Linked DNA regions of Homo sapiens: regions 2 and 3 are each linked to region 1. The links are chromatin contacts, found by Hi-C in ENCODE. All regions are on one chromosome and are shown on one strand. The core of a region is the stretch at or near the end of the contact, and the rest is flanking DNA. Distances in the headings are between cores, read along the strand shown.

What was found. Hi-C counts contacts between places; a loop is a spot of excess contacts on that map. Pooled maps may share reads with other maps.
Region 2: a loop to region 1 is called in a map of CD4-positive, alpha-beta T cell, with 17 times the contacts of the local background. The contact joins the promoter of ADD1 here to the promoter of ZFYVE28 in region 1. A Hi-C loop is called at or near these places in 1 of 168 maps with a recorded cell type or tissue (CD4-positive, alpha-beta T cell), 1 of 37 single-sample maps with no recorded cell type and 7 of 50 pooled maps.
Region 3: a loop to region 1 is called in a map with no recorded cell type, with 15 times the contacts of the local background. The contact joins the enhancer-like site here to the promoter of ZFYVE28 in region 1. A Hi-C loop is called at or near these places in 4 of 37 single-sample maps with no recorded cell type and 6 of 50 pooled maps.

Annotation. Positions count from the first base shown.
Region 1 is chr4:2,416,710-2,420,317 of GRCh38, forward strand. It overlaps ZFYVE28 (zinc finger FYVE-type containing 28), which reads right to left and starts at 1,936. Exons shown (of 13, transcript NM_020972.3): 1 at 1,576-1,936. The coding sequence starts at 1,614. It overlaps CFAP99 (cilia and flagella associated protein 99), which reads left to right and starts at 2,246. Exons shown (of 16, transcript NM_001193282.4): 1 at 2,246-2,384. RefSeq lists enhancers at 1-96, 97-655 and silencers at 1,661-1,820, 1,941-2,170, 2,411-2,460.
Region 2 is chr4:2,842,011-2,845,618 of GRCh38, forward strand. It overlaps ADD1 (adducin 1), which reads left to right and starts at 1,834. Exons shown (of 16, transcript NM_001354761.2): 1 at 1,834-2,014. RefSeq lists an enhancer at 606-1,117 and silencers at 1,246-1,295, 1,396-1,775, 1,836-2,025, 2,146-2,295.
Region 3 is chr4:2,694,531-2,698,138 of GRCh38, forward strand. It overlaps FAM193A (family with sequence similarity 193 member A), which reads left to right. Exons shown (of 21, transcript NM_001366318.2): 17 at 416-599; 18 at 1,833-2,063. Among named protein-coding and RNA genes, the nearest start is that of TNIP2, 60 kb to the right of the region's middle. RefSeq lists enhancers at 1,466-1,525, 2,225-2,574. Within about 2 kb of position 2,066, at least 4 of the 41 ENCODE cell types and tissues checked have a DNase peak (open chromatin) inside an H3K27ac peak, as active enhancers do.

The sequences.
Region 1 (3,608 bases), core at 686-3,185:
AGGAAACGCAAGGCTCGGGACGAACCCTTAAGAAGTCGCTGCTAGGGACAGGGAGGTTGGGAGCAGGGAGTGACGCCACAGGAACCCTGAATCCCCCCGAGTCCCCTCCCAATCAAGCCAAGGCCGAGCAAGGGGCGCCCCATGTACCGTAAGCCCTCAACCCAACACTCCGGCAACGACAAACAGAATTCCCCGACCTCAAAGGCCGTGAAGCACGCGCCCTTCGGGGCCCTGAGTGAGCCCTCAAACCTCCGTGCCGATCTTCCAAACCCACCTCCCGCCTTCCTGGAATGGGCGCACGCGAGGCACGGATTTCAGGAAACCTCTGCCGTGACAGCTCACCCACGGTGGAGGCGGAGGCCTGGGACGCTGGACGGAGAAAGGCGGCCAGTGGAGGGAGGAGGGGTAGGTCGGCAACGCGGTGGCCTCGGACGTCCGAGCTGCCCGGACGAAGCGCTGGCCCCACTCCCGCCCTTGGTCGCCGCGGTGACCCCACCCGAGCCGTGACCTCCCCCAAGATCTCAGGGCCCGGGCCTCCCCGCTGCGCCGGCCCCAGGGTGCCACCCTCGGACGCCCAGATGCGCCCTGGACCCTGCGCCGGGATCCTGAACACCGCCGCGCCTTCATCCCGCGCCGAGCGCGCCCGGCCCTGCTCCGGCTGCAGCGGGCACGAGCCCCAGGCGGGCGGCGGGGACGCAGCGCCCGCAGTGCGACTGGCGCAGCCGCTGAGGCACGGGGCGCGCCGCCCGGACCCCGACCCCGCGGCGCTAGGAGAGGCGCGGGCGCCGGCTGGAGAGCCGCACCTCCCGCCCCGCCGAGGCTGCTGGCCACGGGCGCGCTCGCCCCAAGGGCCGGGCGGAGGACCTGTCCCGGATTCCAGAGGACGTGGGTGGGGAAGGGACAAGGATAGGGACAAGGGAGGGGACGCGAACTGGGCCGAGGTGTGGGTCAGTCCTGGTTCGGGAAGGGAGGCCGTTGGCAGGGCCATCAGGATCCTCTCTGGACATGGAAGGACGGGTCTGCCCTGGACCCAGGGATTGGGAAATGTGGGTTCTCTCAGAACCTGGGGAAGTGGGGAGAGGGTCTGTTCTGGAGTGCGGAGGGAGATCTATTCCGGGCCCAGGACAATGGGGGTGGGGGCAGGACGGGAATGAGGGGGCATTCCTGGTGCAGGGAGGGGAGACGGAGAAGTAGTAGGGGGTCTGCTCCGGGCCCGCGGGCTGGGGACCACGAAGTGTAGGAGGGCACCGTCCAGGACCGGGATGAGGAGGGAGAGGGGCCCGTTGTGGCCCTGGATAGAGGGGGAGGGAAAGTGCGCCCCGGCCCGAGAGGAGGAGCAGGAGGGTCAGTCCTGGACCCGGGCTTAGGAAGCCGGGAGGGAGGTTCGGATCCGCCTCAGAGACAGGGCGATGAAGATCTGTCCAAGTCTTGGAGTGGAGGGAAGGATGTCGGCGGTGGGGGAAGAGGCCGGCCACGGACAGGGAAAGGGAGTCCGTCTTGTAGGGCGGACGGGCGGTCCTGGGGAAGGGAGAGGCCGCGACGCGGGGGGCGTCCGGCCCGAGCGGGGCCGCTCACCTTGGGTTTGTAGAGCCACTTTCGGAACCTGTTCATCATCGCCGCGCCGGCCCTGGCCGGACTCCGGGCGGCCCTCGCCCTCCGCAGCGCTGCGCCCGGGCCCGGCTGAGGCGCGGGGCGGACGCGGAGGCACGGCCGGAGCCCCCGCGCTGTCGCAGGGAGGCTGGCTAGCGAAGCCCGGAGCGCCGAGCGGGCGGCGGGCAGGTGCGCGGGGCAGGTGCGCGGCCCTGAGTATGCTCTGCAAGCGGCGCGCCGGGCAGACCTCAGACCCGGGAGTGGGCGCTCGGGCGCACGGACAGACGCGGGCACGGGGGCGCGCGGCTCCTCGCTGCTCACTGACACCCAGCGCTCCGCTGGTCACGGCCGCCCCGCGCCGCACATGCGCCTAGGGCGCCGCGAGCCCCGGGCCCACCGCGCGCTGCGGGCGGGGCGGGCGGGGCGGAGGCGGCCCAATCCCTGCGCGGGCGCCGCACCCCGCCCGAGGCGCGCTCCCTGCCGGCGGGGCGACCCGCCGCGCCCGGGTATCCAAGAAACTACAAGTCCCGAAAGGCATGGCGGGGAGGTGGCGCCCAGGGCTTGGCGTCCCGGGCCGCGCCGCGGCGCTGTGTATTGTGGGAGTTGTAGTCCACCCGATGGCGGCGGAGCGTGCCGCCGGTTGCTAGGTGACGACGCCAAACAGCCGCGGCGTCCTGCCTACCGGGAGCTGACGGACGACGACTGCCAACACCTTAGCCCCAGCTGGCCCAGGAAACTGCTGCGGTGGCAGGTGGCGGCGGCAGGAGGGCTCGGCTGCCCCGAGCGCCCGCCAGGTACGGGGGCGGGACAGGTGCGGGGCGACGCGCCGCCGATTTTCATGACCTGCCGGCCGGTTCCCTCTCGCTCGCTGCTCATCTTGCTTCTCCCAAACACCTCTTCTGTCTTCTTCCCAGCTCCCCGATGAAAGTGAACGGTGCCTCTTTTTTTTTTTTTAAATCACCACTATCAGCGGTGCGTTCTAAAAAGATACTCTTCCGCCCTCGCTACTCCCCCCAGTGGTGCCCTAATTTGTACCTTAAAACGCTCACCTCAATCTGAGTACCTGCTATGTGTCAAGCAGAGAGCTAAAAACCCACACGTGGCCTCACTTAAACTTCCCATTGACAGCCAGAGAAGCAGGCACAACGAGGCCGGCGTGCCCTGGCTGTGGGGGTTGCATCCAGATCACGGCGGATCTGGGTCGGCCTGACCCCACAGCGCTGCACTTTTCCCTGCCGCACCACCACCACGTCTCTGGCTTGTTGTGAAACGTGCAGATGTAAGACACAGGAGATGGAAGTCATGCCCCCCTCGGTTCAGAATTGAGAAGTCTGACCTGTTCCTGCTTGTCCTCACTGGCCAGTGCCAGGTGCTCAGAAAGGTCCGTGGGCTCCATGACCACTTTATTCCAACAGACGCGATGTGAGCCTAGGCGCGCTGGCATCTAAGATTTCTCTTAGTTGGGGGTAGGGTCCATGTTTATTTTTGAGTAACTGATTGATTTTCCCTACTCTCCTCTTCCTACCACCCAGTCGACCCTCTGAAGGGCAAAACCCCTCTGGAGTTTCCCCTTATCTCCAATTCCTTCCCACTTGTTCTTTCTGGAAACTACTCCCATCAGATTTTCACCCAACCACTCCTCTGAAGCTCTTTATCAAAGTCATCCTTGACCTTGATGTTGCAAAATCCGATGATCGGGGTCAGCGCTCATCTCTTCCTTGAACTGTCACTACCACGTGACCCAGCCGACTGTGCCCTCTCCGTGACACAGCATCCTCACTTGGCTGAAACAGATCCCACTGTCCACTTCTCCTCCTCGCTCCTGGCCACTCCTGCTTGATCTCCTTGGCTGGATGCCTCCCCTGCTCACCGACCTCTCAACACTGGAGACCCTGGACTCAGTCCTTGGAACCTACTCTATCCACTCCCTCCCTGGGGGATTTCCTACAGTTACATGGTTTTATAAACAACCATTTTCTCCCAAACTTCTCAAAACCTATATCTCTAGCCTCAACCCT
Region 2 (3,608 bases), core at 584-3,083, 430 kb after region 1:
TCATACATTTATCTTTTTGTGATTGGGTTATTTCACATAGCATGTCTTCAGTGTTCATCCATGTTGTAGCATGCGTCAGAATTTCCTTTCTTTTGGCCAGGCATCGTGGTTTATGGGTTTATGCCTGTAATCCCAGCACTTTGGGAGGCTGAGTTTGGATTTGGGAAGATTGCTTGAGCCTAGGAGTTTGAGACCAGCCCTGGCAACATAGTGAGATCCCGTCTCTACAAAAAATAACAAAAATTAGCCAGGCATGTTGGCACGTGCTGGTAGTCCCAGCTACTTGGGAGGCTGAGGCAGGAGGATCCCTTGAGCCTAGGAGGTCAAGGCTGCAGTGAGCCATGGTTGCAACACTGCACTGCAGCCTGGGCGACAGAGACCCTGACTCCAAAAAAAAAAAAAAAAAAAAAAAAAAGGCACAAAACCCCAATAAATAGAATTTCCTTCTCTGCATAATGCTGCTATGAACATGGTACAAATAGCTGTTTTCATTTCTTTGGGGTATATATCCAGAAGTGGAATTGCTGGATTATGTGGTAATTATGTTTAATTTTTTGAGGAACCACTCTACGGTTTTCCACAGCAGCCACACCATTTTACATTCCCGTCAGCGATGCACAAAGGGTTCCAATTTCTCCGCATCTTTGCCAACACTTATTTTCTTTTTTTCCTCTTCTTCCTCCTTCTCCCCCCTTGAAACTTTTTGTTTTCTTCTCGTTTTTGTAGAGAACAGGGTCTCCTTATGTTGTCCAGTCAAGTCTGCCAACTCCTGGGCTCAGGCTATCCTCCTGTTTCTGCCTCCCTAAGTGCTGGGATTTTAGGCTGAAGCCACTGCGCCCAACTCCCTGCTTCTTCAACTGCCATCCTAATGAATGTTAAGTGGTATCCCACAGTGGTTTTGATTTGCGTTTCCCTAGTGATTAACTATGGGAAGCAGAAGTGAATGAGACAGAATTGTGATCTTGTCAGAAAAATCGTCTTGGAAAAGCCAACGTCCAACAGAAATGGTTAGAACAGGGGTCGCTGGCTTCCATCCAGACAGTATCCCTGACCCTTGTTGGGGCAATGTCACAGAGGCTCCTGCTGAGCAGGGAGGTCTGGATTCCACACTCTTCTGCCACTGCCCAGCTCTGGACCTAAGCTTTCTATGGGTGTCAAGAGGACAAGCAGCCGTGCCCATTTGTCTCGCTGCTTGTTTTTTTGGGTGTCAGATGCGCCAGCAGGAGGGACAGTGTGCGGGAAGGTGCTGGTCTGAGGCTGGTCCTGCCAAAGCCCCGCAGGCTCACTCCCTGGTCGTGCGGAGGTGGCTGGTGCTCGCTGGTCTCCTCAGCACCCGCAGGCCGGGCCCGGGGGCCAGGCAGTTGTCCTCTGTGGAGCCTTATCGGGGCCCACAGGCCCTGCTGCCTTGACCCCACCCGGGCCCCAAAACTCGGCCTGGGGACTGCACAAGGCGGGGCTACGCGGGGCAGGGCCCGTCTGCTGGGGGAGTGCGCTGGGCGGCGGCGGGAGGGCAGGGTCCCTGGGCTCCGACAGCCCCTCCGGCGGAGGTCAATCACAATGAAACCGTGTCCAGCGGACCCGGCAGGGGCTCGCCGCAGTCTACCTGGCCACCGTGAAGCCATGACCTGGCGCCCGAAGCTGCCGGCCGGGGTGTACTCCGCGCGGGACCCTGGGCCTCCGCAGGCCCCGGCGGGGTCGCCCCGAGGCGGGCCTGGCGAGTCCAATCGCCCTGCCCGCAGGGGACCCGCCCCTCATGGGTCCCGCCAATCGCAGGGTACGTTGCTCGGCAGTGCTGCGCGGCTTGGCCTATGGGACGGCGCGTTGTTGGGCTGCAGCGCCGCAGGCCGCACCCAGGTCGGGCGGTGGGGGCGAGCGGAGGGGCTGAGGGGCGGAGAGGCCTGGCGGGCCGCTGCTGCGGGCCAGGGGACGGGGGCGGAGCCGGAGCCGGAGCCGACGGGCGGTGGCCGCACTGGGACCCCGGAATCCCGCGCGCTGCCCACGATTCGCTTCTGAGGTGAGGCTAGCTAGCGGGGGCGGCGGGGGCCCGGTTCGGGCTGAGGCGGCGGCGGGGGCGCGGGGAACTGGGCCGCGGTTGCGGCGGGCGGGGGCCGCGGGGCCTGCGGCGGCCCGGGCAGCCTCGGGGGCGGGGAGGCCGCTGCGGCGCCGAGGGCGTCTTGGAGGGGTCCCCGCGGGGCCTTCGGCCTGGGCCGAGCCGGGGAGCGAGGGCGCCGCAGATCTTTCATCGGGATAGGACCCCGGGGACTAGGCTTTTCCCGGGCCGCTCGTTCCTGGCCGGCTTGTGGGCTGCAGGGGTGGGGGCGGAGGAGGACGACCCTGGCTGGACGCTGGTCAGCATCCTGCTTGTGAGACCGGTTCCGCGGTCCGCAGCGCTGGTGGCTGCAAGGTTTGTGTACGGACGCATCTGTCGGCTCTCGTATTTAAAAACGACGGCTTCTGCCAAAAGAGAAAAGCCATATCTGCCGACGGACGCTCGAGAGATAATCGTGGAACTTTATCAGCGATGGGGCTGTTGGTCACCTTTGCCCTCCCTCTCTTTTCTTTTTTCTTAATCTTTTATTTTCGTTTTTTGGGAGATGTCAGAGGGCCTTTCCCTGTTAGGATGACTTTTATCTTTGCTCTTGTAATGGCTCAAGATAGTTGGGAGGTAATTTGCATTCACTTTATGCATACCCACCTTGAAAAACGTATTTTGGTTCGCCTGAAACTGTTGTTGGTTTGAGCATAATTTATGTTTAGAAAGACAAAAAGCAATTGTCATATCTCCAAAGACCAAAGACATAGCTGATAGCTGTATGCATTACTGGTAAGTTAAAGAAAGATTTTTTGTGTGAAAAATTGACTGAGATCTTAATGGGGATAGGAAATAGAATGCTGATAGGTCGACTGTGTCTATGAGTAGAGGCGCCTAGTGAAAACAAGCTTGGAGTGGATGAGTAGGAGTTCAACAGGCACCAGAGAGAGGAGGGCATTTCAGGCAGAGGGTGTGAATTGTATGAAAGTGAGTTTGTAAACTTTGGAGCCTTGAATGGACAAAGGCCCGCGATGATACCTTTTTTTTTTGAGACGGAGTCTCGCTCTGTCGCCAGGCTGGAGTACAGTGGCGCGATCTCCAGTCACTGCAATCTCCGCCTCCCAGGTTCAAGCAATTCTCCTACCTCAGCCTCCCGAGTAGCTGGGACTACAGGCGCGCGCCACCACGCCCAGCTAATTTTTGTATTTTTAGTAGAGACGGGGTTTCACCATGTTGGCCAGGATGGTCTCAGTCTCTTGACCTCGTGATCCGTCCGCCTAGGCCTCCAAAAGTGCTGGGATTACAGGCGTGAGCCACCGCGCCTGGCCTACGTTAAAATTTTAATATACTCCTTTGATTTTGACAGTGGAGAAAACTAGAATAGTAAAGTTGTCTTTTCAGGAAGTGGATGATTTGGGCAGTCAAAACTGCTTTTCAGAGTTTCGATGTGGTTTACAATGGTATGGACAGCTGGTATGATTTGTTAGTTTTCTACTTGTGGTGTCTTTAGGTTTTAAAGTTTCGGAGAGTCGCTGAGTGATGTGAGTCTAAACTCTAGCCAGTCCCCGAATTGTGA
Region 3 (3,608 bases), core at 816-3,315, 280 kb after region 1:
TGCTGGGAGTACAGACGTGAGCCACTGCACCTGGCCAGACTTTCTTTTTAAGACAAATTCTGTTACCTTTGAACTCGCCTGTTTGAAGCTATACCCCTTTTCGAAGCCCCTTAGTATGGAAGCTGTGGTGGCAGGGGCAGTCTCAGAAGGAGTCATTGGAGAGACTACGTGTTCCTGTTCAGTGGCGCTCTGTGAGCACTTTGAGGGACCGCCTGCATGCATGCGCACACGCCATGTCTCCCACGTGAGCCCCTTGCTGCTTGTGTATGACTCCCTAGTAACCCTGGGACTATGCACCCTCTGCGCTGCCTCTTGTCTGTGAAATGGGCAGGACAGTGGGTGGTCATGTGCAACAATGTGAGTCATTGCCTCCCGGGCCGGCCACTTGCTGATGAGCTTGTATGCGGTTTTGCAGTGACCCTGACTGCGAAGGGCACCGCTGCGAGAATGGTGTCTACGACCCACAGCAGGATGATGGGGACGAGAGTGCAGATGAGGACAGCTGCTCTGAGCACAGCTCCAGCACCTCGACCTCCACCAACCAGAAGGAGGGCAAGTACTGCGACTGCTGCTACTGCGAATTCTTTGGGCACGGCGGGGTGAGTGCATGAGGTCAGCGCATCATGATGTGGGAAGTGTGCAACACACGGGCTCCTTTGCAGAAATTCTGTACTAGGTTGAATTCGGGGTATATTCCACTTCTAGGGTATATCCATTGTAAAGAAACAAAGAAAAATATATGCCCAAAGATTTAGCCATAATGATTTTTTTTCTTCATTTTTTACTTTGTGGTTTTTAAGGTAACTGGTAAATCAGCAGTGAGGTATTCCTACTGAATACCCATTGGTAGGAGGTTGTTAACCATGGTGTATCCATATGGTGGAACATTGTAGCCAGCGACAGCAGCGTTGTGTGTGTGCAGTTGGGTTTCTCTTGTTTGAATACAGAGGGCGTTGGTACACACACATACTTGTCCATCTTTCCAGAGCTGTGATTTAATTTATACAACCAATTATCACCCACTGTTTAAGAGGGATGGGTGACAGGAATAGCAGGGGCTTATAGTTGTTCTTTTTCTGCTTTAGCTCTGTTTGCATTTCCTAAAATGTTCACATGTTTTTATAGCAAGAAATTTGGCAGTAGGATTCAGGGCTTTTTTTGGCACCAAAAAGGAAACCCACAAATGGATGGAAAGATACTACAGACACATTTATTGACATGAAAAGATATTCACACCATGTTAAATAACAGGTAGAGGCCAAGCATAGTGGCTTATGCCTGTAATAGCAGCACTTTGGGAGGCTAAGGGAGGATCTCTTGAGCCCAGGAATTGAAGACCAGCTTGGGCGACACAGGAGACCCTGTCTCTACAAAAGATAAAGAAAATTAGCTGAGTGTGACAGCACACCCCTGCTTGAGCTCAGGAGGTCAAGGCTGCAGTGAGCTATGATCGCACCACTGCACTCCAACCTGGGTGACAGAGCAAGACCTTGTCTCAAAAATAAATAAATAAATAAATAAATAAAATACATTAATCAGGATTTGTAATTGTTTCCTTTTCAGTTTAAAAAATCCACTTATGTGCATAGCTATACATGCTTTATCAGGTTTTTCATGAATATGTAAAATTTGAGAGTAGGTATCAAAATGCCACTTTTGGGTGACTTGCTGATAGGTTTTTCTCTTTTTCTGCTGGTTGTTGTATTTCCTTATTTTTCACAACAAATATATACTACTTGAGTAATAAAACAGTTTATTTTTGGAGGTGTGGTCTGAAATTTATTATATTCAAAATTTTTAAAACTTAAGCATAACTTTGTTGTTTTTCTCAGCCTCCAGCTGCACCAACAAGTAGAAATTATGCAGAAATGAGGGAAAAGCTTCGCTTACGGCTGACCAAGAGGAAAGAGGAGCAACCTAAAAAAATGGACCAGATCTCAGAAAGGGAAAGCGTCGTTGACCATCGGAGGGTGGAGGATTTGTTGCAGTTTATAAATAGCTCCGAAACCAAACCAGTGAGCAGCACGCGTGCAGCGAAGCGAGCAAGGCATAAGCAAAGGAAGGCAAGTGACAGTTCTCAGCACCTGGAGGCGCCAGGTCTGAGGGCATTTGAAGGTGCCGTGCCACGCCAGTCTCTAGGCAGGGCTGAGCCACAGGAGGTCGGGGCTCTGACGTGTGTTCACTTGCCCACAACTTTGTTCTGAGAGCCAGCCTGTCTCTGGTGGCCTGAACTGGAGACTGGTAAAAAACTTAACTTTGTGTTTTCGGGAAATTACTTCCCCTTTTGTAGAATGGGTTTGTTCTTGTGCTGGCCATCATGAGGGCAGCAGCAGACACTCCAGCTTTATCTGCTGGAGAACCTTCTTTTCGAAGAAAGGAGCCGTCAACTGTAGAGATGATAGAAGAAAGGCCCAGGTGGGCTTTTGGGGCCTGTGGGTTCAGAAGTGTCTTTGATATGAGACTGGGGCGGGGCACTTGGCACAGGGAAGTCTTCTGGACTCAGGTCTGAGCATGTCCCCCATGCTGCTCTTGTCCCACTGCTGTTCCAGATGAAGACCAGCACATGGCATTGATTAGAGGGGAGGAAAATAAGTCTTCATGGGAAGACATGAGCAGTTCCCTCCTTACCAGAGGGCATGGTGTGTCACAAAAAGCAAATGTCAAATACAAAAAACGTTAGCCAGTCATGGTGGTGTACGCCTGTAGTCCCAGCTACTCAGGAGGCTCAGGTGGGAGGATCACTTGAACCTCAGAGGTGGAGGTTGCAGTGAGCCGAGATTATGCCACTGCCCTCCAGCCTGGGTGACAGAGTGAGACTGTCTCAAAAAAAAAGACAACTTTTTTCTCTTGGAGGATTGTCTAAATGCCCCTATGCTGGAGCAGTTCCAAAGAGCCTTCTGGTTTCAGCTCCCTAAAAGTGTCAGGCTCCAAGAACCAGACCTCAGTGAGCAGATGTGGGCTGCATGCAGAGGGAACTTGTAGGTTCCTGGGGTTCTGACAGTAGGACAGTGGTCTTGGGAAGAGGCCAGGTTTCTGTCTGCAGCATGGTCAGGCAAAAAGGTGAGGAAGAGGACGATCCCACAGTGGACCAGAGGGTGGGCCCGATGTCCTGTGTTGTTACTTGTATCTTAGCTGTTGTGATTGTTCTACCCTCAAGAGCTCTGCTCATACCTCGCAGTCCTACAGTAGATTTAGACTGACTATTGGGCCTGATTGGGAGGCTTTGGGGGAGAAGCCTTGTCCCGTGCCCCAGAAGACTAGAGACTGCTGGAGTGCAGAGAACACAGTGTGTCCTCCATTCAGGAGCGTCCAGCATCGGGGTACCCACGATGGTCCAAGGCCCTGAGACGTCCCATTGGGATTCACTGGAGGCCTCTGGGACGCCTTCCTGAGTTTTCAGGGTACTCTCCACCCCAGGCTCTTGCCCTCTGACCTTGCAGGTGGTCTGAATCCAGACTTGAGGCCCAGCTGAACCTTAGAGGCTGATGTCATAGGCCCTGCCCAGCACCCAGTCCCACCTCGAGGGACCACCTCCTGGTGCTTTCTACGCTGCACCCATTTTACAGAGCAGCTCACAGATGTGTGTTGAGGCTCACTGGCTGGCTGGT